2 separate regions of the Homo sapiens genome follow, and region 1 is linked to region 2. The links are chromatin loops, found by intact Hi-C in ENCODE. Cell type or tissue: heart right ventricle. All regions are shown on one strand. Each heading gives the region's core, and the rest is flanking DNA. Links, peaks and the distances in the headings are about the cores only.

Evidence for each region. A loop is a pair of places that touch in the nucleus more often than their neighbours do. Peaks named below come from ENCODE experiments on the same cell type or tissue, not always from the same donor. Only the 100,000 strongest peaks of a DNase experiment are listed, where the experiment ranks them.
Region 1: it touches region 2 in a loop (3-fold over the local background); 2 of 110 quality-filtered maps call a loop at or near these places.

Annotation. Positions count from the first base shown.
Region 1 is chr3:36,452,515-36,463,991 of GRCh38, forward strand. All of the region lies in intron 2 of STAC (SH3 and cysteine rich domain), which reads left to right. LOC124906227 (a long non-coding RNA gene) reads right to left here and starts at 1,863. Exons shown (of 3, transcript XR_007095868.1): 1 at 1,842-1,863. In heart right ventricle, for the core only: no CTCF peak of the experiment used is centred there; a DNase peak (open chromatin) is centred at 5,374.
Region 2 is chr3:36,386,184-36,397,660 of GRCh38, forward strand. All of the region lies in intron 1 of STAC (SH3 and cysteine rich domain), which reads left to right. All of the region lies in intron 2 of LOC124906227 (a long non-coding RNA gene), which reads right to left. Among named protein-coding and RNA genes, the nearest start is that of STAC, 11 kb to the left of the region's middle. In heart right ventricle, for the core only: no CTCF peak of the experiment used is centred there; no DNase peak of the experiment used is centred there.

The DNA.
Region 1 (11,477 bases), core at 1,960-9,959, 66 kb after region 2:
GGGACCTATTTAATAGTTGGCCAATATGAATTTGTTAAGTGAGTGAATGAGTGTTCAACCAGCAAGAAATATTATCATTAGAAATATGGTTATGATCATTTTTATGATACATAAGGCAAAATACCAAGAATTAAGAAGGTAGAATTGCAGATAACTCAAATAATCATTTATCCATCACACATGGACTAAGCACCAACTGTGTGAGGGGCCCTATACTGATATCTGGGAACGCCAAGTCTGACATCATCATAAATTCAAGTGAGAGACTGGGAAGTAGCAAAGGAAAGGGGAATAGACATTACCTAGAAAGTGGCAGAAAGGAGGAGCCCCTGCCACTATAAGCCGAAGGCCTGTGGGGCCTCCTTCCATGACTGACTCTTCAGTTGTAGGTGGGCAAGGTGGGCTCAACAAGCCTTCTGGTGCTCTCCCTGGCCTTCCAAGGCCATCCCACCCAGACCCCTATCCAGGTGATCAGACCGGAATGTCCTAAAGCCAAATTGCTAATGGGAGGATATCTGAACCCCATTTTGGGTACCAGTTTGTGGAAGTTGGGAAGCCAAAGGAACTGTTGGAGTCTAGTTTATCTCAATGACTTTGGTCATCGTACTACCACATATTTCTCTAAATCTGTTTTTCTTACTATGCATATGAGAGGTGACAGCGTGCTGGCAGTCCTCACAGCCCTTGCTCGCTCCCGGCGCCTCCTCTGCCTGGGCTCCTACTTTGGCGGCACTTGAGGAGCCCTTCAGCCCGCCGCTGCACTGTGGGGGCCCCATTCTGGGCTGGCCAAGGCCGGAGCCAGCTCCCTCAGCTTGCGGCGAGGTGTGGAGGGAGAGGCGTGGGCGGGAACCGGGGCTGCGCGCGGTGCTTGCGGGCCAGCGTGAGTTCCGGGTGGGCGTGGGCTTGGCAGACCCCGCCCTCGGAGAGGCCGGCCGGCCCCACCGGCCCCGGGCAGTGAGGGTCTTAGCACCTGGGCCAGCAGCTGCTGTGCTCAATTTCTCGCGGGGCCTTAGCTGCCTTCCCGCGGGGCAGGGCTGGGGACCTGCAGCCCGCCATGCCTGAGCCTCCCACCCCCTCCGTGGGTTCCTGTGCGGCTGGAGCCTCCCTGACGAGCGCCGCCCCCTGCTCCACGGCGCCCAATCCCATCGACCACCCAAGGGCTGAGGAGTGCTGGCGCAGGGCGCGGGACTGGCAGGCAGCTCCACCTGCAGCCCCGGTGCGGGATCCACTGGGTGAAGCCAGCTGGGCTCCTGAGTCTGGTGGGGACGTGGAGAACCTTTATGTCTGGCTAGGGGATTGTAAACACACCGATCGGCACTCTGCATCTAGCTCAAGGTTTGTAAACACACCAATCAGCATCCTGTGTCTAGCTCAGGGTTTGTGAATGCACCAATTGACACTCTGTATCTAGCTACTCTGGTGGGGACTTGGAGAACCTTTGTGTCCACACTCTTTATCTAGCTAATCTGGTGGGGACGTGGAGAACCTTTGTGTCTAGCTCAGGGATTGTAAACACACCAATCAGCGCCCTGTCAAAACAGACCCTCTGGGCTCTACCAATCAGCAGGATGTGGGTGGGGCCAAATAAGAGAATAAAAGCAGGCTGCCCTAGCCAGCAGTAGCAACCCGCTCGGATCCTCTTCCACGCTGTGGAAGCTTTGTTCTTTCGCTCTTTGCAATAAATCTTGCTACAGCTAACTCTTTGGGTCCACACTGCCCTTATGAGCTGTAACACTCACTGCAAAGGTCTGCAGCTTCTCTCTTGAAGCCAGCAAGACCACGAGCCCACCGGGAGGAAGGAACAACTCCAGACGCGTCGCCTTAAGAGCTGTAACACTCACCACGAACGTCTGCAGCTTCACTCCTGAGCCAGCGAGACCACGAACCCACCAGAAGGAAGAAACTCCGAACACATCCGAACATCAGAAGGAACAAACTCCGGACACGCCACCATTAAGAACTGTAACACTCACCGCGAGGGTCCGAGGCTTCATTCTTGAAGTCAGTGAGACCAAGAACCCACCAATTCCAGACACACATATATGCTAATCTTAGAAAGACATGGATACTATCTCCCCTCTCCACTCCATCCTTAAACATCTCATGACTATTAAGAATGAGAAAGGGACCAAGTGGCAAGAGAACATCTTCATATGCATACAACTTTCCAGAAAATAAAAATTTGCCAAGTTGTCAGACACTGCTTGTATCTTATCAGTGTAAGAAAAAAAAATACAGAACTTCCTTCCTGTAAACTGTTTATTTTACTATTAATAGTAATTGACTGAAGTCTTATATGATCAAATTCAGGGAGGGGGGAATATTTTTTAAGTCAGCCAAAGGAAAGAGGCTGTCTCTCTCAAATTACAGCTCATGATGTTTGCAAGTGCTTTGGTGATTTCTTGAACCACTGTGTAGAGATGATCTTTCAGGAAAGTAATGTTTTTCCTGCCCCTAAAAAGAGACTTGTATTGTAGGAGCCTTTTCAGATCATACCTTAGCAGAAAGAAGTGACCCACAGAAACATATTTTCAGTGACTAAATAATAGACCAGAAAGGGGAGAGTGTCTGATCATTTAAGGTGGTCTTTTGTTATATTTTTAGTCATTCCCTAGAGTTCACCAAATTGACACTATTTAGTAATATCACAGCACATATATTCTGAATACATATTTTCACGTTCTTCTGAGACAAGTTGTGTTTCATATATTTTATCCCTGTTCCATCCAGGAAGAAATAGAAATATTGCCCAGGTCAGAAGGACAGGAGGAGAAATTATCTGAGGTGGAGTTTTGGTGAAGTTTGAGGTGGACAGAAAGTAGACACAGCAATGAATCCTGGATGCACTTAAGAGTTTTCTTTACTTGAAGCTGCAAAGCCTTTTCCTGCCTGTGATATTGCTGATTCCTGCCTTCCTGCCTAAGGTTCAGACCAAGCCATGACAGACAAAGTTGAGAGGCTGCCTGCCTTTTGACTCATTCTTACTTCTGTGTGTAAAGGCTAGGAATCCACAGGAATAGGACATCTGCAGCTATAAACACAAAGAAGATGGAGACCAGTTGGAAAATGTCATCCTGCACTATCATTCAGCTGCCATAACAGGGAATGCTCCACTGACCTACTTTAGAATGGTCCTCTTTGTTGTGCAGCCACAGTGGATACCACATCATAAAATGACAGAACTGGGCCGGTAGTATAAAATAGGGCCGTCCTTTGTAAATGTCTGGGACTCAGTGAAACAGGCAGGTGTGTGTGTGTGTGTGTGTGTGTGTGTCTACATTGTGACCCACTTATTAAGGATAGAGGGAAGAGAAATATATGGTTAAATCCTGTTAAAGTGTTTTCTCCATAGCTTATCAAACACTATCTGATTGTTCAACCACAGAAACAAAGCAAGTATCATTCTATCACATGTTAAGCATAGCTTGGGAAGAAAATGCAGAAGCATATGGCAACCCTGCAGCCCCTGCCTCAACAACATTATAATAAATAAACATAGGAAGGCCCATACATACACATGTACATGTATGTGCATCACATACACACACGTGCGCACACACACACACACACTCCTGCCTCCAGTCAGGGAAGTATGTTTCTGTTGTCATAGCAAGACTGTGGTTTAAAGGGTTCATATCCACTTCAGCCTGTACCAGATCCTTTGCAATCTAAGATCCAGACACCATCCCTTCATTTATAATGTCATAAAGAGAAGTGCCAAGAATCACATATAATTCAAACTGATGAAGGACGATGAACGAGCCTGACTCTGTTGACCTGAAAGAACTATATCACTTTGCCTGATGTTATCCTAATATTTCTGTTTGTACGGAGATTTCAAGGAATTCCTTCTGAGTATCTATTTTCTTATTTTAAAAAATAGAAAAAAGACACCTATCTAATAGGTGTGTTGTCAAGTTTAAATGAGCCAGTACCCAAATGCAGTCGTGCTCAGTTATTAGTAACTTTCAAGGCACTTTGCTTCTTCCCTGTCTTAATGCCTTGCTCCCTGCTGTATAGGGACCATGCGAAGCTGCTGTGGGCCTCCCTGCTGTCTGGAGGTCTAGTCTCTTACATCAACTGCCAGAAGTTTGCTGCCCAGATGCCTTCTTGGTGCCAAAATGCTTAAATACATCCACAGTGAGACAAAGCATCTCCTCCCTCAGTAAAACTTGCCACTTCACTGATGTTCTCTCTCCTCTGAGGGCAGATGGCACCTCATCCTCAGCTACCTGGCCCCTTTATTGATAAATCCCTTCCATGACCACAGTGTCAGTGCTACTTCTGTGGCTTTTCTCTCATTGGCACCCACTTATCTTCCCCACAGCTCCCACCCTGATTCAAGCTTTAGTACATTTCATACAAACTCTTTCAAGAACTTCCTAAATTATGTTATTTCCCTCTGTCTATATCTCCTCATCCACTTAATATACTGCTGACATATCTCTTCTGGAAACAAACTGACGTCACATTACTGCTTTTCTCAAGAATATTTGCACTACCTCATTGCCCGAAGAATTACGATCATGCTGCCTAGTTTGACTTGCTCAAACCTCCGGTAACTAACAAAGGTTAAGTAAAAACTTTGTCTCATTGGATTCATAGAAAGTAAAACTTTGTTCAGTGCCCCTAACAGTCATCAACAGTGCCACAGGTGATCATCAGCAAATGGATCATCACAAACAAACAAACTCAAAATATAGACCTGCAAGAGACAGGAGAGAGGCAGGATCATGCCAAGGAGTCAGAGGGTTGGTGGATCAAGTGGTCTTGGACAACTGATTTACCTTCTCTCAATCTAAGTGTCTTTAAAATGAGAGCAGAAATAACAATACCTACATCATAGAATTTACTGACAACTACAGTAATACATGTGAAAGCATTTTGTGGACTATAAGACTTAAAACCTGTTCACTATTATTAAAGCTATCTTTATGTGTGAAAAGCAGGTTGATATTAACCGTATATCAAATTCCTAGGAAAGGAGTCTGGAAATAGGGAAAAGGGGTTGAGCATGAATTGGCCAGTCCATTCTTTGGAGACCTGAGGATCAATACAAATTCTTCAGCCTTGAGCTAGAAGAGCAATTCTGAAGCAAGCACATGAAATTGTGAACACTGCAGACTTCAGAAAAGAGGAGAAGAAGACAGCATAGCAGATATTATTAATACCGGGATCAGGGATGGCAAGTCCAGATGTTTCCCAGATGGTCGTGAGAAAATGATCATCCAGGAGGATACCTCCTCCTAAAACTTTAAGCAAAACACACAAAAGAGAAGAAAAGCCTACCAGCCATGGTATTAGGATGTGAACCAGTGACCCAGAGGGCAAAGGCTGTGGACTCCAACCACAAGGCCCTCAGCCAACCTAACTCTATTTGCTATTTTTAAAGCCAAGTGCGGGTGAGGGGCGGGGGAAGTAGAAAGAGTTTTTCCACTAGTAGTCAGGAACCGAAATAGGAAAGATCAACAGAGGCATTTATAAACAATGAATGCCATTAATTTTTTTAAAGCTAAGACAGGGTTGGAAAAGATGTAGTAGAGCAAGGAGTGGGGAACATAGGCAGGGAAAGATGGCCCTGGGGTCTTCACATTTTTAAAGGGTCCTTTCTGCTTGCTTGATGGCATTTCAAAAGTCACTGCTGAATTACTATATTATTGAATTTCCTGGAAAACTTGGAAACCATCTTGTTCAACTGAACTTGGACTAGGGGAGAGATGGAATGGGTTATTTTTCATTGAGGCCCCATACTAGAGTTCAACTGTGATAGAAAATATGCTCCCTTTCTTCCCCTTAAATAGAAAATTTTGTAACTATTGAGAGATATCTAAAGTTTAGGGGCAGTTTAAGTTGTAATGATCTAACTCCAAATATCAAGCTCTTTCTAAAATATCACAATGAGAAGACAGTGACAAGTAATCTAGGTCTCCCGTTGGGATGATGAGAAAGAGGGCATTTGTAAGCCCTGGTTCGAGCCATGTCTGCTTAACTTCCCAGCGTGGTGTGACAAGAAGACCATAAGACCATGAGGCTGGAGATTAGTATTTTAATTCCAGCTCTGCGTGAAGGAACAGTGTGATATCTACCAAATCACTTTGCTTCTCTGAGCCCTAGTTTATCGGTAAAATGAGAGGGTTGGCTAGATCTGGGAGGGCAAACCAACTTCCATACTAATTGATTGAAAGTGCCTCACCAAAGAAGCTTCTAAAGCTGCACCTCAATTTAGAGAAAAAATTGTCATGGATTAGAGATGTTTGTCATGTACCCCAAATGAAGGACTTCAACACGTATGTATTTGCATTTCCTAGGCTGCTGATCTATAAGCCAGGACATCTCAGAAATTTAGTGAGTATCTAAGTCACCCGGAAGTCTTGTTAGAATACACAATTCTGATTTAGTGGATCTGGTTAGGCCCTGAGATTCTGCATTCCTAACAGGGTCTCAGGTAATGCTAGTGATGCTAGTCCATGAACTACACTTTTAGTTGCAAGGCTTTAACATATCTCCCTGACAAAATTCTCTGAAACTAAAATTCAGCAAGTAACTTATAAGAGTTATGTGAAAGGCATTAGGTACTGGGGAGAGAGAAAAGGAAATACAAAATTAGTTGAGAAAAGAACTAATTTTAGTTTTTAATAACATCTTTACTTAGTTTCTTGCATACATATTCATCTAATTATTTCTTTTTTTCCCCACAGATGCTTCATATATACAGATTATCCTGGTAAATAATTGGGGATACACATAAAAACACCTGAACCAAAGCATATACAAAGTACTAGGGAAAGCCACAAGTGGAAACAATAGTTCTACCTCAGGAGGAAGAGGTCAATGAAAGTTCCATGAAGAATGTAGTATTTGAGTTGGGTATTGAAGGATGAATAGGAGTTAATGACTCTCTACCAAACTATCTACAGTTCTTAGCAGCAATATCCTGTTGTGTACCAAGAATCAAAACATCCCATATTTTCTTTAAAATAAAAGCATGACAGAATCAATTTTTAATTTTCCAGAAGTTAATACATAGTGTACAGATTGCTCTAGCTTAACCATTGTCTCTCTTTTAATGAACTCCTCATTTAGGAGGCACCATATCCAAAAGGAAAATCAAATGGTTTCATGATTTGGTTTTCGTCAGAAACAGTATTTTAAAAGACTTCTCGGCCAGTTTATTCTTTTATTCCTGATTTCCAAATTATGATAGATCAAAGAACTGGTATCTTGGCAAAACCAGAAAATCTAGCTAGAAGGTTTCAGGTAAGGCTAGTTGATGAAAGAGGGGGAGAATAACTAAGTAAAGGACACCAGACAGAAATGCAATGTCAGGTATGCATTAAGTCAGACCTCCTTTAGGATTCTAGCTCTACCACTCACTAACTAGTTAATCTAGTAACATTGTTTAAACTCTCTGATCCTCAATTTTCCATCTGTTAAGTGAGGAATAATAGCTAACTTCAAAGAACCATGTTAGAGAAAGTGTATGCAGTCTCTACTTGGCAACCTTGAGCACAGTCCTGTGTCAAGTGACCTTGATCTTTATTATCTCTCAGTTTCAACCCTTCAGGAATAAAGATGAATAGTTCTTCTATGCAAAGGAAAGAAGAGGGAATCTGTAATCAGGATACCTGTGTTCAGATCTCATCTCTGCCCCATTCTTGCCCTATAGCCTTAGACCAAGCACTTCCCTCAGCTTGGAAGAACCTGAGGAACCTCAAGCCAGGTTCCTCAGCTATTAAAAAAAATAGCTGAAAACAACTTTTGCTCTACATTGCTGGTTTTCAACTGGAGCAATTTGCCTCATACTTTAGCAAATAAAAAGATACAACACCCAGTTAAATTTGAAATTCAGATAAACGACAAATTTTTTTAATAGGTCACTGGCAATATTTGGGACACACTTGTCCCATGCAATATTTGGGAAACACTAACACACAAAAAAATTTATTATATGAAATTAAAATCTAATTGAACTTTCTGTATTTTATCTGGCAACCCTACCCCCAGGGGACATTTGGCAATTTCTGGAGATATTTATGGTTGTTACAACTGTAGGAGAAGGGGTGCTGCCGGCATTAGTGGGTAGAGGCCAGGGATGCTGCTAACTATGCACAGGGCAGCCCTGCACACATACACAGAACAAAGAATTACCAGGCCTCAGTGTCAGTAGTGCAGAGGCTGGAAAACCTCGGTCAGAAAATGTGGATTAAAAAACATGCTTTGAAGTTTATAAAGCATTGAAAACTAACTAATATGGTTAAAAGTCCATACTACCCAAAGCGATTTACAGATTCAATGCAATCCCTATCAAAATTTTCAAATGTCTTTCTCATAGATGTATAAAACACAATTCTAAAATTCATAGGAAACCACAAAAAAATCCTGAATAGCCAATTCTTCAAAAATAATAACATTTCCTTTCAAAAATATGTAGTGTTTTATTTCTTAATATAAGAAAATATGCTCACTATGGAAAATGAGGAAATATGAGTAAGCAAAAACAAGAACAAGAGGAATTACAATTCCACAATCCAGATAGACATATTATTAACATCTTGGTGTGTGCCCTGCTAGACTTTTTTACATGTATGTATATGCATATTTTGAATGAGAGTTTTCTAAATATTTTGCATGTACTTTTCAATATTTATTTTTAGAATCATTTTATGAAGTTCCCCACCCAAATCCCATTGATATTTCAACTCGAATTCTGGTAAATCTGCAGAACCACTTGAAAATTGGCATCCCTTCAAGAAATGTTTTTCTTATTTAATAAGCATGCTGAGTATTATTAATATCAGACACCTTTGCATTTTTTCAAACTTAAATAGGAATTCATTCAGCAAATACTTATGGAGTATCTCCTCTTGTGCTAAACCCTGTTCTGAACACTTGGGATGCATCAATGAACAAACCAGGCAAAGATCTTCGCTCTCAAAGAGTTGACATTTTAACTGGGGAGACGATGGATGGATGATGGATGAATGGATGGATAGAGATGAATAGATAGGTAAGAAGGTGATTGATGATAGGTAGATAGATAATTTTCTAAGGTGATAAATGATATGGAAAGAAGGAAAATGTAAAACAAACAAGAAGAGAAAGAAGTGCAGAGGCAGGGGGCAGGTTGCAGTATCACATGAGGTGGTCAGAATGAGAGTCATCAAGAAGATAATATGAGTAAATTTTGCAGAAAATGAAGGAACTCCTGGGAAGAAGCATTCCAAGTGAATGAAACAGCTAGAGCAAACCTCAAAGCAGAGCATACTTGGTGTCTTTAAGTAACAGCCACAGGCCAGTGTGGGTCTAAAACAGAGAGAATAAAGAATACAGAGTAAAGGAGCAGAGAGATCTTGTGCAACTCTGTAGGCCACTGCAAGGACTTTGGCTTTTATTCTGTAGGGTAATTAACAGGACATGGATCTAATTATACTTGCAAATGGTTGGTGTTGCTGTTATGTGAAAAATAGACTTCAATGGCGTGGGGGCGAGGATTGACGCAAGCAGAACAGTTAGGAGGCTATTACAGTAATTCAGGTAAGAGATAAAGGTACAGCAGGAAGAATAGAGACAGGGTCAGATTGTTCATATATTTTGAATGACTCCAACAGGATTGATTTTCTACATGTTGGCTGTATGGGAAAAATAGGAGATGGGGATGCTTCCAAGGTTTCTGGACTAAGCAACTTGAAAAATGGAGTTTCCATCAACTTAGATAGGGAAACTGTCTACTATAAGTTTTGGAGTACGTGAAGTTGTGTAGATTCTGGAGTATGCATTGGGGGAAAATTCAGTGTTAGTCACGTTAAAATTGAAATGTTTATTTGACAGCCAAGCCAAAAGAAATAAGTGTCAAGCAGTCAGGTGTATAAGTAGGTCTGGAGTTTGAGAGTCTTGTCTAGATTAGAGATATAATTTTGAAATAATCATCATATAAATAGTATTTAAAGGCATAAGACCTTTGGATATGAGCCAGGGAGTAAGTATAGACAGAGAAGAGGACCAATGACTGAGCCCTGGAGCCCTCCAATGTTAAAAAGTTGGGTAGAAGAGGAGGAACTAGCAAAGGGACTGGGAAGGAGTGACCAGTGTGGTAGGTGTAAGCCAAGAAAATGTGTTGTCTTCAAAGCCAAAAAGGAAAATAGATTGAGGAGAGAATGATCAGCCTTGTCAAATGTTGTTGATAGCTCAATTATGGGAAAGACTTTGACTGTGGCACTTAGCCAAGTGGATCATGGTGTCTAGTAACCTTGATGAGAGCAATTTTTGTGGATGGTAAGGAAGAGATTCTAATGTTTCCACATTACATATCATAGAAATTTATTTCACATGTGTATTCCTTATTATAATAGGGAAGTACCCTTCTGTCCCATATTTAGTCACAGTTTATGTCAGAATGAGAAGTCTATTTATATGATTGTTATAATATAACAATTTTATATGATTGTTAGGTTGACAGCTATTTTTCATAATAAGTGATCTTTGCATTCCTGGGAAAAAAAACCTGACAAGATCATGTGACTCTTCTTTCTGTACAAGGTGGACTTTGTTTTGCTAACATTGGATTTAAAATTTTTACACTTATAAGTAAGATTGATCTGTAGTTTCTCTTCTTTGCTTCGAGAAATTTTGGTTTCATTTTTAGTGCAACTTATAAAATTAATTAAGAAGCTTTTTTGTTATATTGTGCAACTTCATAGAAGGGAATTCTCTCAATGATTTGATAAAAAGCTATTCTTACAATTGTGTAGACAAGGTACCTTTTGGCAGGGGTTCCTGAAATAATTTTTCTTTTAATTTCATCCTCAGTCATTAGGCTAGTAAAGTCTTCTCTCTGTCCTCCTTGCACCTTTGATGGAATATATTGGAGCCGGGCTTTGAATCCAGGAATGTGTGGCTCTAAAATCCATCCAAAATCCTGAAACACAAGAAGCATACGTCTGTGTCTATAACAAAATCTCTCATTTTAATTTTTTTTAATTTTTTTTGGTAGTTTTTCTTTTTTTTTTTAATTATACTTTAAGTTTTCGGGTACATGTATGTGCACATCGTGCAGGTTAGTTACATATATATACATGTGCCATGTTGGTGTGCTGAACCCATTAACTCGTCATTCAACATTAGGTATATCTCCAAATGCTATCCCTCCCCCCTCCCCCCACCCCACAACAGGCCCCAGTGTGCGATGTTCCCCTTCCTGTGTCCATGTGATCTCATTGTTCAATTCCCACCTATGAGTGAGAACATGCGGTGTTTGGTTTTTTGTCCTTGCGATAGTTTACTGAGAATGATGGTTTCCAGCTTCATCCATGTCCCTCCCTACAAAGGACATGAACTCATCCTTTTTTATGGCTGCATAGTATTCCATGATGTATATGTGCCACATTCTCTTAATCCAGTCTATCATTGTTGGACATTTGGGTTGGTTCCAAGTCTTTGCTATTGTGAATAGTGCCACAGTAAACATACGTGTGCATGTG
Region 2 (11,477 bases), core at 1,870-9,869:
TGGTATTGCAATGTGGTTTTAACTTGTATTTCCCCAATGACTAATAAGCTTAGCAGTTTTTACATGTTTATGGCATTTGATGTCTTCTTATGTAGTTGTTCAAGTCTTTTGCCATTTTTCTATTGGGTTATTTGCTTCTTATTAATTTGTAGGGGTTCTTCTCATATTCTGGATATGAGAACGTTGAGAGAAAAAATGTATTGCAGATATTCTCTTCTACACTGAAAAAAAAAAGGCTTACCTTTTTTCTTCTTCACTGAAATTCCTAATTTAATGTAGTCTAATTCTTACATTTTTCTCTTCTATGGTTGTGCTTTTTGTGTACTGCTTATGAAATCTTTGCCTATTCCAAAGTCATTTAGATATTCTATTATTATTTTCTAGAATTGTTATTATTTGCCTTTCACAGGTGGATTTACAATTCATTTGGAATTGCTTTTTTGGTATGGTGTGAGGTAAGGGTCAAGATTCATTTTGACTATGCCACTTTTGCTATCCATAAATAATTTGACTGTATATGTGCAAGTTTCTATTCTGCCCATTGGCCTCTTTGTCTAACCTTCTACCAGTACAGCACTGTCTTAAATGTAATGATTTTATTTAAAAGGTCTTGATATCTGGTAGCGTAAGCCCTGGAGCTTTGCTCTTCTTTTTCAAAACAGATTTGAGTTATTTTTGATTCCTTGCATTTCCACGTGCACTTTGGAATCACCTGATCAATTTGCACAAAAACACCTGCTGGGATTCTGAATGGAACTGCATTGAATCTATAAATCCATGTGGAGAGAATGGGCATGTTCTCACTCCAGAGTATTTGCTTTTGTCAAGTCCCCTAAGACATCATTGAGAGGAACCAAATTTTGTTACTTTTTCAGTTTGGGGTTTACCAAACCAACTTTTGCTGTCTAAATTCAAGCCTCAAATCTATGTGAGGGCAGATCCATGAATAAGAATTCCAAGATAAATATTTTATATTTACTTATTTATTTTTGTCCACCTTAAGACTAAACTAAGATTTCTTTATCATCAACCTGAGTTGGTAAGAATTTTGTTTCTAGTTCATTTTTTTCCTTCTTTTTTAGATTCTACTCCACGTAGACATCAAAACCAACCTAGGTTTTTCTTGACTGTGGTAAAATATGCGTAATGTAAAGTTTACCATTTTAACCATTTTTAAGTGTACAGTTCTACGGCATTAAGTACATTCACACTGTTGTGCAGCCATAACCACCACTCATCTCCAGAACATCTTTATCATCTCCAACTGTAACTCTGTACCCATTCAACATTAATTACTAATTCCCCATCCCCTTCTTTCCCCAGTCTCTGGCAACTACCATTTTCCTTTTTATCTATATGAATTTGACTATTCCGGGTTTACCATATAAGAGAAATCATATAATATTTGTCCTTTTGTGATTGAATTATTTCAGTTAGCATAATGTCTTCACAGCTCATCTATGTTGTGGCATGTATCAGAATTCCCTTCTTTTTTAAGCTGAATAATATCCCATTGTATATATATACTACATTTTGTTTATCCATTAATGCATCAGTGAATACTTGGGCTGTTTCTACCTTTTAGCTACTCTGAATAATGCTGCTATGAAGTGGGTGTGCAAATACTTGTTGAAGTCCCCTCTTTCATTTCTTATGGGTATATAACCAGAAGTGCAATTGCTGGATCATCTGGTGATTCTATGTTTAATTTTTTGAGAAATTGCCATCCTATTTTCCACAGTGGTCGCACAGTTTTGGATTCTGACGAGTAATGCACAAGGATTCCAGTTTCTCTGCATCCTCACCAATACTTGTTATTTTCTGGGTTTTGTTGATCCTGATGGGTACAAGATGGTATCTCATGTTTAGTGATGTAGATCATGTTTTTATGTGCTTATAGGTTATTTGTATATCTTCTTTGGAGAAATATCTAGTCAAGGCCTTCGTCCATTTTAAAATTAGATTGTTTGGTTTTTGTTGTTGGATTGTAGTATTATAGCTTTCTAACCAGCAAATTTGAATGATGCAGAAGTATTGAATTTTATTATCATTTTACTTACATTTATTCATCGAAAGGGTTATTTTTCATGCCTTTTTATTACTTGTCTTTTTTGGTATGTGAATTATCTGTTCATGTCCTTGTCCATTTTAATACTGTTTTTTCATTTCCTATTGGTTTTAAAAAATTATTTATAAATATTAAATTCAACCTTTCAGATACATTGCTAACATTTTCCCAGATTGAAATTTGTCTTTTTTCAATTCTATTACATTTTCAATGTAGAAGTTTCCTTTTTTATGGTTTTAAATGTCTCAAATTTATTTAGCTATGTTTTCTTCTTTTCAATTATATTTAGAAAGGACTTCCCAACCCTGAGAACAGAAAAATAAAATAACCTGTATCATTTCTCTAGATCCTCAATATGTACTTTTTGCTTTTATCATTTTCATCCATCTGGAATTTATATCATTATGTAGTATGAAGAAATCTATTTTTTCCCAAATGATGAATCAGTATTTCTAAAACCATTTGTTGAATAATTTATTCTTTTTTCACTGATTTGAAATTTTACGTTTTTTATGTAATAAATGGTAATATGTATTAGATTCTCTTTTAGAGTTATCTGTCATATTCTAATGTTTTGTAACTTTATTTTTGCACTTATTATTGTACTGTACTCTTGCATGACTATTATGCTTCAATTTTTGTAGCTTAATAATAGAGTTTGATAATTAATAATACAAGTACCCTCTTGGAAGTTTTATATTTATCTGCACTCAACTTTTCGTTTTCTACCAAATTATAAAAACAATATTTTGAAAGCAATTTCATGAAACTCCTAATATTATTTCAGTGAAATCTTTACAATTATGAGATTTCTTATCCAAAAACATAGTATATCTGTAGTTATTGAAACGCCTGTCTTTTATGCCTCTCATAAATGCTTGAAATTGTCCTCAAATATTTCCTGCCAAAATTCTTTGTTAGCTATTTTCCAACTGTCTTGGTCCATTCAGGCTGCTAAAACAAAATGTCATAAACTGGGTTTATAAACAACAGAAATGTATCTGTCACAGTTGTAGAAGCTGGAAAATCCAAGATCAAGGCATCAGCAGAGGGCCTGTTTCCTGGTTTATAGATGGAATCCTGTAGCTGTGTTGTCTCATGGTGGAAGGGGCAAGGTAGTGCTCTGAGGCCTCTTTATAAGGGCACTAATCCGAATCATGAAGGCTCTGCCCTCATGTCCTAATCACCTCCCAAAGCCCTCGCCTTTTAATACCGTCATACTGGTGGATTAATTTTCAACAAATGAATTTCAGGGGAACACAAACATTAAGAACATAGCACACAGTATTTTATACTCTGACTTACTATTATGAATTACCATTTTTATATTTTTTAACTGGTGATAGCTGGCACATAAGAAATTCATTTTTATATTAATTTTATAATCTAAAATCATTTATATTCCATTTCTTATCCATTAGTAAAGAAATACAATGTTGCTTACTAGTTCAGAGCATGGGCACAGACACAGCCATGTTCAAATCCCATTGTGCCAGTTTAGGATGCCACTTAACAAGCTTTCCTGTCCCTCACTTCCCAGAGATTCACTGTGCTTTCCATAAAGTGAGCATAATAATGTCCTCTGCAGCATTGCCATTCAAGTTAATTAGTGTATGTAAAGTGCTTAACACAGAGCCTGGCATATAGCAAGCAAATTCAGATTATCATAATATGTGAAATAATAATTTTGCCTCTGTAACTATAATTCTCTTTCATTTGGGGGGGAAGGGAGTGCAGTGGGTAGGGACAGGGGTTTATTGCTGGAGAACTTCCAAAAGTATGGTAAATATTAGAGAGATACCAGGCTGGCACATGACTTAACTTTAAATGCCACTAGTGTTTTACTATACATGTAGTATTGTACAGTATTGGTGCTGACAGGTGGCCTTAGCTCTCCTGTAAACCACTAGCCACTCTAGAAGCCACCAAAAGTACTTATACAGCCTGAGAAAAATCATGTGGTGCACTGCAAATTCAACTTAAAGACAAATCCATTTCCAACTAAGTCATTCCTTAAGATCCCCTTCTACACAAATTCCAGACATCCCACTCATGTTCACAATTAAACTAAGACAGTCTTTCTCATTTTAAAGATAGGTCGTGTTCCTAGCTTATGAAGAATTTCCATCAGGAATAGATGTGAAATTGTTTCAGATGACTTTTTGGCAAGTATGGAAGTAATCATGTGATTTTTCTTTTCTTTTTTTTTTTTTTTTTTTTTGTCCTTTGGTCTCTTTATCTGATGGATTATATTAATAGATATCCTAATATTAAACTCTTATTACAGTCCTGGAACAAGTCCTGCTTGGCCATGGGGATTTTCTTTTAATAAACTCCCGGGTTTTGATTGCCAATGCTTTATTATTTTTACATCCACATACATAAGGGAGATTGTTCGATAACTGTCACTTTTGTGTTCTTGGTCAGATTTTATTTTTAAGGCTATGCCAAGTTTCAGAAAATGAATTGGGAACATGTCCATGAATGTTTTTATTTTGTTTTTGTATTTTTATGTATGGAACATTTTATGGAACCCACAAATAATACTCTCTTTGAATGTTTAAAAAAATGCCAATAATATCTAAACCTGTCACCTATCTTAAAACAAAATTTGAAAATTTTTTTCCATTATTAAATTCTATTCCTTTTTTCCTAAATTGGCTTGAGTCAGATTTGTTAACTTGTATTTTACCAGAAAATTATCCATTTTACTTAAATCTTCATAAGATCTCCAGATGGGTTATAGGAGGACAGCCCTGGGAACTTCCTTCAGTCTCGTCCCATCTTCCCTCTCTCTGGCAGGATTCCCATGAATTCCATCATGTTCATACCCTCTTTTATACTTCTCTATTTCTGTGTAACACTGATTCCTTAGATCTGGATTTGAAATCAGAAGCATTAAGCACAAGTGCTCACATCTCCACCTTACCAAAAGAAAGGATCCCTTGCTCCCTCTTTCAATCTCTCACTCTTACTTGGTTCCCCTTTTACTGCTATAGAAGTTGCTCTTTGATCCCACTGGCAATCTGTCCTCTGCCCATCTTTCAAATATTGTTCTTCCCCAGCATTCTGTTTTTCACCCGCAGCCCTTCTCATGCTTCATAATCTCTCTGGGCTAAATCTTACTTCTTATCATTTCATCCACCAGCTGAAAACTCCTAAATCTGCATCCAACCCAGACATCACTCTAGTGATCGCCAGACCAATATATCCTGCTGCCCTTTGGACAGTCTCTGTTGATGCCCACATCTTAAATTCAAGCTACCCTCAATGGAATTTATCATTCTTGATTCAGCTGTCACCCCGTTTCTTCTTCTGTGCTCTCTTTGTTGTTAATTTGTTTTTTCTCATGTGCTCTTCTGCTGATGAGCTCCTCCATAGAGAAGCATCATCCATGGTGTCAACCAATCCGGAAAACCAGAAGCCCTTGATGATCCTGAGCGGGGCGGGCTAAGCAGGGAAGAAGCTGTTTGGCAGCAGGTAGAGAGAAGACAAGATGTCTTGCAGCTCCCAGAGCATGCTTCATTTGTCTGAAAATGAAACATATACCTGTTGCCTGTTTCTAATGGCCCTCATAGCTGAAGTTACAGCCAGCATGTTTTTCTCAGGTCTGGAAGCAATTGAAGGACTGAGGTCAGACACAAAGAAAGGAATAAAGAAGGAAGACCCAGAACACCCCAAGGCTCCCAGGAATGCCACTGCTCCCTTGCCCTCCAAACTGATATCAGGGGAGTGAAAAGCAGCACCAGAGTTCTGTATGCCTTGATAAGATCCCACATTCCCTCCCCTCCCCTCTAACACTCTGTTTTATCAGAACAAGGTGACTTGGAGACCTTGGAAAAGATTCCCATCACACCACTTTCCCAGTGATGTCAATCACTAGAAGCACAAGGCTGCAAGGCCCCTTCCTCTCATAGTTTCCTCTCTGAACATATCTGTACATCTGCTAATCCAGCCCATCGTCCAACCTCCCTACAGGTCGATACCCTCCACTCTACTCTCTAGAATTCACTTTTTAGCAAAATCTTCTTTATCCTCAAGTTCCTCTCTGATGAGTCCTTCACTTCTTATGCTAATATCTAGTCCTTTCCTTTCTTTCTTTTTTTGAGACAGGGTCTTACTGTGTCACCTAGGCTGGAGTGCAGTGGTACAGTCATGGCTCACTGCAGCCTCAGCCTCCCAGGCTCAAGCAATCCTCCCACTTCAGCCTCCCAAGTAGTTGGGACTACAGGCACATACAATCATGCCCAGCTAATTTTTATTTATTTATTTATTTACTTACTTATTTATTTATTTAGTAGAGATGAGGTCTCCCTATGTTGCCCAGCCTAGTCTTGAACTCCTAGGCTCAAGCAATTCTCTCACCTCAGCTTCCCAAAGTGCTGGAATTATAGTCATGAGCCCCATGCCCGGCCCCTGCAGAGCTTTCAGGTGATGGTTGTTTTTTCCTTCATCATGCCTGGTGGCCAGAGAGGCAGCCTTACTGCTGCCTCCAGTTTATTGTCTCTCTTCCCTTAAAACTCACAGCTTTAAAATCCATGCTCTCAGATTCTTCCATTTCCTGCTGTTATCAGCAGTCACCTCCCAATCCCAGGGAGGTCTCATCTGCTAGAGCCAGGCCTACTCTAATTCACTCCAGCACTATTCCTGTTGTACATAATCCTTTATGATTTTTCACACACTGAAGATGACTCTTCCAAATACCCTGACCTCCTGAGTCCTTAAACTTTTCTCCTCCTATGATCTTGTCTTCCACCCTCTTCCATATCAGCCACCCACTTCCATGAGCATTCCCAAGACTTCATTCAAACAAGCATTACACCCTCTCTAGAATCTCCCTTTCAAGCTTCCCACTCTGTGGCTACCATCTAATTCTCTTTAGCCTTTCTATTCCAATAGTATTTCAGCCACACCAGAGCATAAAATCCATTAAATCAGTGAATTTACCCTCCTTTCATTATTCCTCACCCATTTTAGGTTCTTAGATTCTACTTTTCCTTCATTGTAATTACTTCTTTGCAAACACCCTCAACTCCCTTGCTCCTGTGTCCCTTTGTTCAGCATCACCTAGAAAATTCAATCTACCTAAAGCTCATTTTCCACCTACTCTGAACCGGTGCTTCTGGAGAAAGCAGAGAACACAGATGATAAACAAGGTAAAAAAAATGCATAACATTATTTTAGGCAGTGATAAAGCTAAATAGAAGAGTACTTGTGGAATAGGGTAGCATAGGAAGCTATTTTACGTAGACTGACTGCTATGGGCTGAATATGTGTGCCCTCCAAAATTATGTTGAAACTCTAATCTCCAATGTGATAGTGTTTGGACATCAGCCTTTGGGAGATAATTAGGTTATGAGGGTGAAAGCTTCATGATGCAATTGGTGGCCTTATAAAAACAGACAAGAGAGAGCTTCCTTCTTCTCTCTGCTCTCCCTCATGTGAGCGTGTAGCAGAAAGCAGCCATCCATGAACCAGGAGGAAGGCCCTCAGCAGGAAATTGATCATACTGGCACCCTGATCTCAGACTTCCAGCTTCCAGAGCTGTGAGAAATAAATGTTGATTGCTTAAGCCACCCAGTCTGTGGTATTCTTATTACAACAGCTCAAACTCTCTAAGACAGTGACCAGAAAAGGATTCTGTGAAAAAGTAAGTTTTGTTTCAGAAACCAGAATGGAGTAAGGGCATGAGTTGTGTGAAGATCTAGGGGAAGAGAAGAAGCTGGCGGTGGGGGAGAGATCTGAGCAAAGCCTCAGAGGTGGAACAGGCTTGCATTTGTGAAGAGCAGCTACAAATCTTGGGTGCTTCTTGTTGAGTAAACAACAGGAAAAATAACAGGAGGTGAGTACAGACACCTAAACTCACCTACGGAGAGGTGAGTCCAGTGGCTGGATCTTCATTGTCCAATATGGTAGCCATTAACCACATGTGGCTAGTTAAGTTTATATTGAAATTAATTGAAATTTAAAAATCAGTTCCTTAGTAACACTAGCCATATTTCAAGTACTTGGTAAGCACATGTGGCTAGGGGCTACTGTATTAAACACCACAGATTAGAGAACATTTTCATGATTGCACAAGGTTCTAGTGTACAGTGCTGGCTTTGTCCTATGGACTTCATTGTCTGTGCTAAGGAATTTAGATTTTTATCCAAGTTTGAAAGAAAACCACTGGGGAAAGCCAGGGAGGAGGAGGATCTGGACAGTACATTACTCACATTTTACAAAGATTACTGTGGCTGCTGTATGCAGTGGGACTACAGCATAGCAAGAGTAAAAGTAAGGGGGCCAGTTAGAAAGCTATGGTAGTCCAGATTAGGGAGAATCTGGTAGCACATAGTGGACAATTTAAGAAGTGATATAGGCCCGGCACAGTGGCTCACACCTGTAATCCCAGCACTTTGGGAGGCTGAGGCATGTGGATCACCTGAAGTCAGGAGTTAGGGACCAGCCTGGCCAACATGGCAAAACTCTGTATCTACTAAAAATACAAAAATTAGCCGGGTGCGGTGGTGCACACCTGTAGTCCCAGCTACTCAGGAGGCTGAGGCAGGAGAATCGCTTGAACCTGGGAGGCGGAGGTTGCATGCCACTACACTCCGGCATGGGCAACAGAGTAAAATTCTGTCAAAAAAAAAAAAGGAATATATTTGCATTATATTTTAGAAATAAAATCAACAAGAGTTCCTATGAATGTATACTGTGAGGTGTGAGGGAGAGAGATAACTCAGGAATGACTTTTAAAAGGTTAATAGGAGAATCAAAAGATATATAGATATATATATATATATATCAAAATATTTTATGATCCAAGAAGCCCTGTGCAAATGTAAGTTGGTAGCAGTCACAGTAACCTTCAAAAAGATTGGATGTGAACTTAATCTTATGGATAACTTTGCAAAGATAGAAACAATGTAACTGACTTGACTGAAATTGCATACTGGGAAGAAACAGACAAGAAAGTTGAAGAGGTCAGATGAAGGTCTTGGAAACTGGGCACAGGGATTTAGATTTGAAAGGTGAGGATAAGAGAAGTCACTAAGGTTGTAATAGTGAAGTGAAAGATGGATTGGCATGGGGAGCACCTAAAGCCAGGGAGGTGAGTAGTCCAGTCTTTAAAAGATGACAGAGAGCAAATGAGAAGAAAGAGAAAAGAGCAGACATGAGAGGAATTTCGATGACAAGTAGAAGTGTCTGTTTCCTCCTCAGGGAGCCATCTTCACAGAGCCTGCACAAGAGGTGGAAGTTGGGATCAGGAGGTCCCTTATCTGGCTAGAGACTACTTGGTCAGAGTGAATGACCAGAATACATGAATAGAGATTCTAAGATCCGAGCCAGAAATGAGGAGACAAGGAAAATTCCAATGGTGGGGTGAGAACCAACAGAGCAAAAGGGGCTAATGTTAGCAGTTAGAAGATAAGAAGCAGGATGGAATGAGGTACAAACAAAGTCATCAAGAATTAAAAGTGTTAGTCTCACTGCTTATGGAAGCTCTTCTCTTCTATGTTGCTTGGTCCATGTAGGTTATCAGTCAACCTTCAGTCATAGGGACTGACTGTCAGTCCCAGTAATCTACATTTAAATCTCCTCATGTAGCAAGAAGATAGCAGCAAGGGCCAGAATCATCCAACAAGAAAACACATTGATTTTTGGCTTCTATAAGCATCTCTCCACAAAGTTTAAAAAAAAAAAACAAAGGTGAGAGTCAAGTAGAAAGACATTGGATTAGAATAATTTACTTCAGTCCTAGAGTCTTTCTGGTACATAATATTTACCTCTGCGATAGAGAAAACTCTCTGGTCATAGTTTTCATCATAGAAATTTATTTCCTCCTCCTCCAGTTAATCTTATTCTAAAAACACAATGGGAGCCCCACCCTGGAATTCAACAAGCTTAGAGATTTTCATATTGATTTCTTTTTTTATATTTTGTTTTAGCAGATATTGAACCAAAGTTTTATCAGGCAGAGTATACATGACTTAGATATACATATGAAAAATTAATTATAAATTGGATCTCTGTTTATTGAACAATATTTTTCTACTAGTTTCATTAAAAAATTTGAGATGAAGTTTCTTGGAAAAATAATATTATAAAAAATAATAAAAATCACAGGATACAAATGCAATAAATCTTTTACATCAGATTTATGGTTGAAAAATGCTAGGGATAATTTTCTGATAACACATTATTACTACTATACAAAGTTAGTCACTACTTTTTTCCAGAGTTCCATATTTTAGGGGAAATTAGTGCTTTCCATCTCACAGAAGTACAGGGATGCTTCATTGGAATGCTCAGGAAAGGAGTCATCCGGGAGAATCAAGCCATACTAATAATGGGGGGCAAGAAAATGTTCCAAGCATTTTTCCTGTTGATAATTTTGCTTGTAAATCTTTCTGGCTTACATTTCCCTGCTTTTAAAAGCAGAATATACCAAATGTAATTTCATTCCCATATAATAACAGCGTTGCAAATGCTTTGTAAATTTCAAAGCAATTTTATCGTTTTTATAATTTCCTTCTCCTAGTTACTCAGAATCACTCTTCTGAATGCCAGTTATTGAACTTATTATATGTAGGGTAGTTTTTTCCTCGCACTAATGACTCTATACTGCTGTTCTCTCCTAGTTCTTGTGTCTGATTCTTACATTTTACTATCTCCTCCCACACAGAGTCTATCCCTCTCTCTAGTCTACTCTAAGGCTTCTAATTTGCTTCTGCTAATTTGCGTTTGTAGTGGAAAATAAATCACCAAACTAGTTGGAGTTTTTTGTTCCTCAAAACAAAATGGACACTGAGCCTAATGGACTATCAGAAAAGTAAACACGGTTTTGTCTTTTAGTGTTTTGTGTTTTGTTTTTGTTTTTTATTTAGTGATTAATCTGGTAGTTCAGACTTTTTGTTTATATTTTCTGATTCTTGGTTATGTTTCCTATAAGTCTTTTTGTCAGATACTGAGTTCCTGATAGATTTGAAATTTCTTAACTCTTGTTTAGAAGACAAATCAATTAAGCTAAAGTTGCTGGTACTGACTTATTTAATTAATACATTTTTGCTGGTTGCTTAATGTGTTGATCAGTTTACTGGTCATTATTTTCGATGGATCTGACCTTCTAATTAACATTGAAGAAATAAATTCTCAAATATAAGATTTCATTATTGTAAATATCTGAGTGGATCTTTTTAAGCTGCCATATTGGGCACTATCTCTTCTATTCAGTTATATATACTGTAAGTGAAAATGATCAAAATAAATGTGTCATGAATATGTTGCATGAGACCAAAAAAATAGCAAAAGAAGAAAAATCCAGTTTACAAAAATAAAGCATACAGTTTATGCTTCTTCCCATGAATACAAGAAAGAACATGATGTAAAATCAAGAGGCCTCATGTCAGACCACCACTCA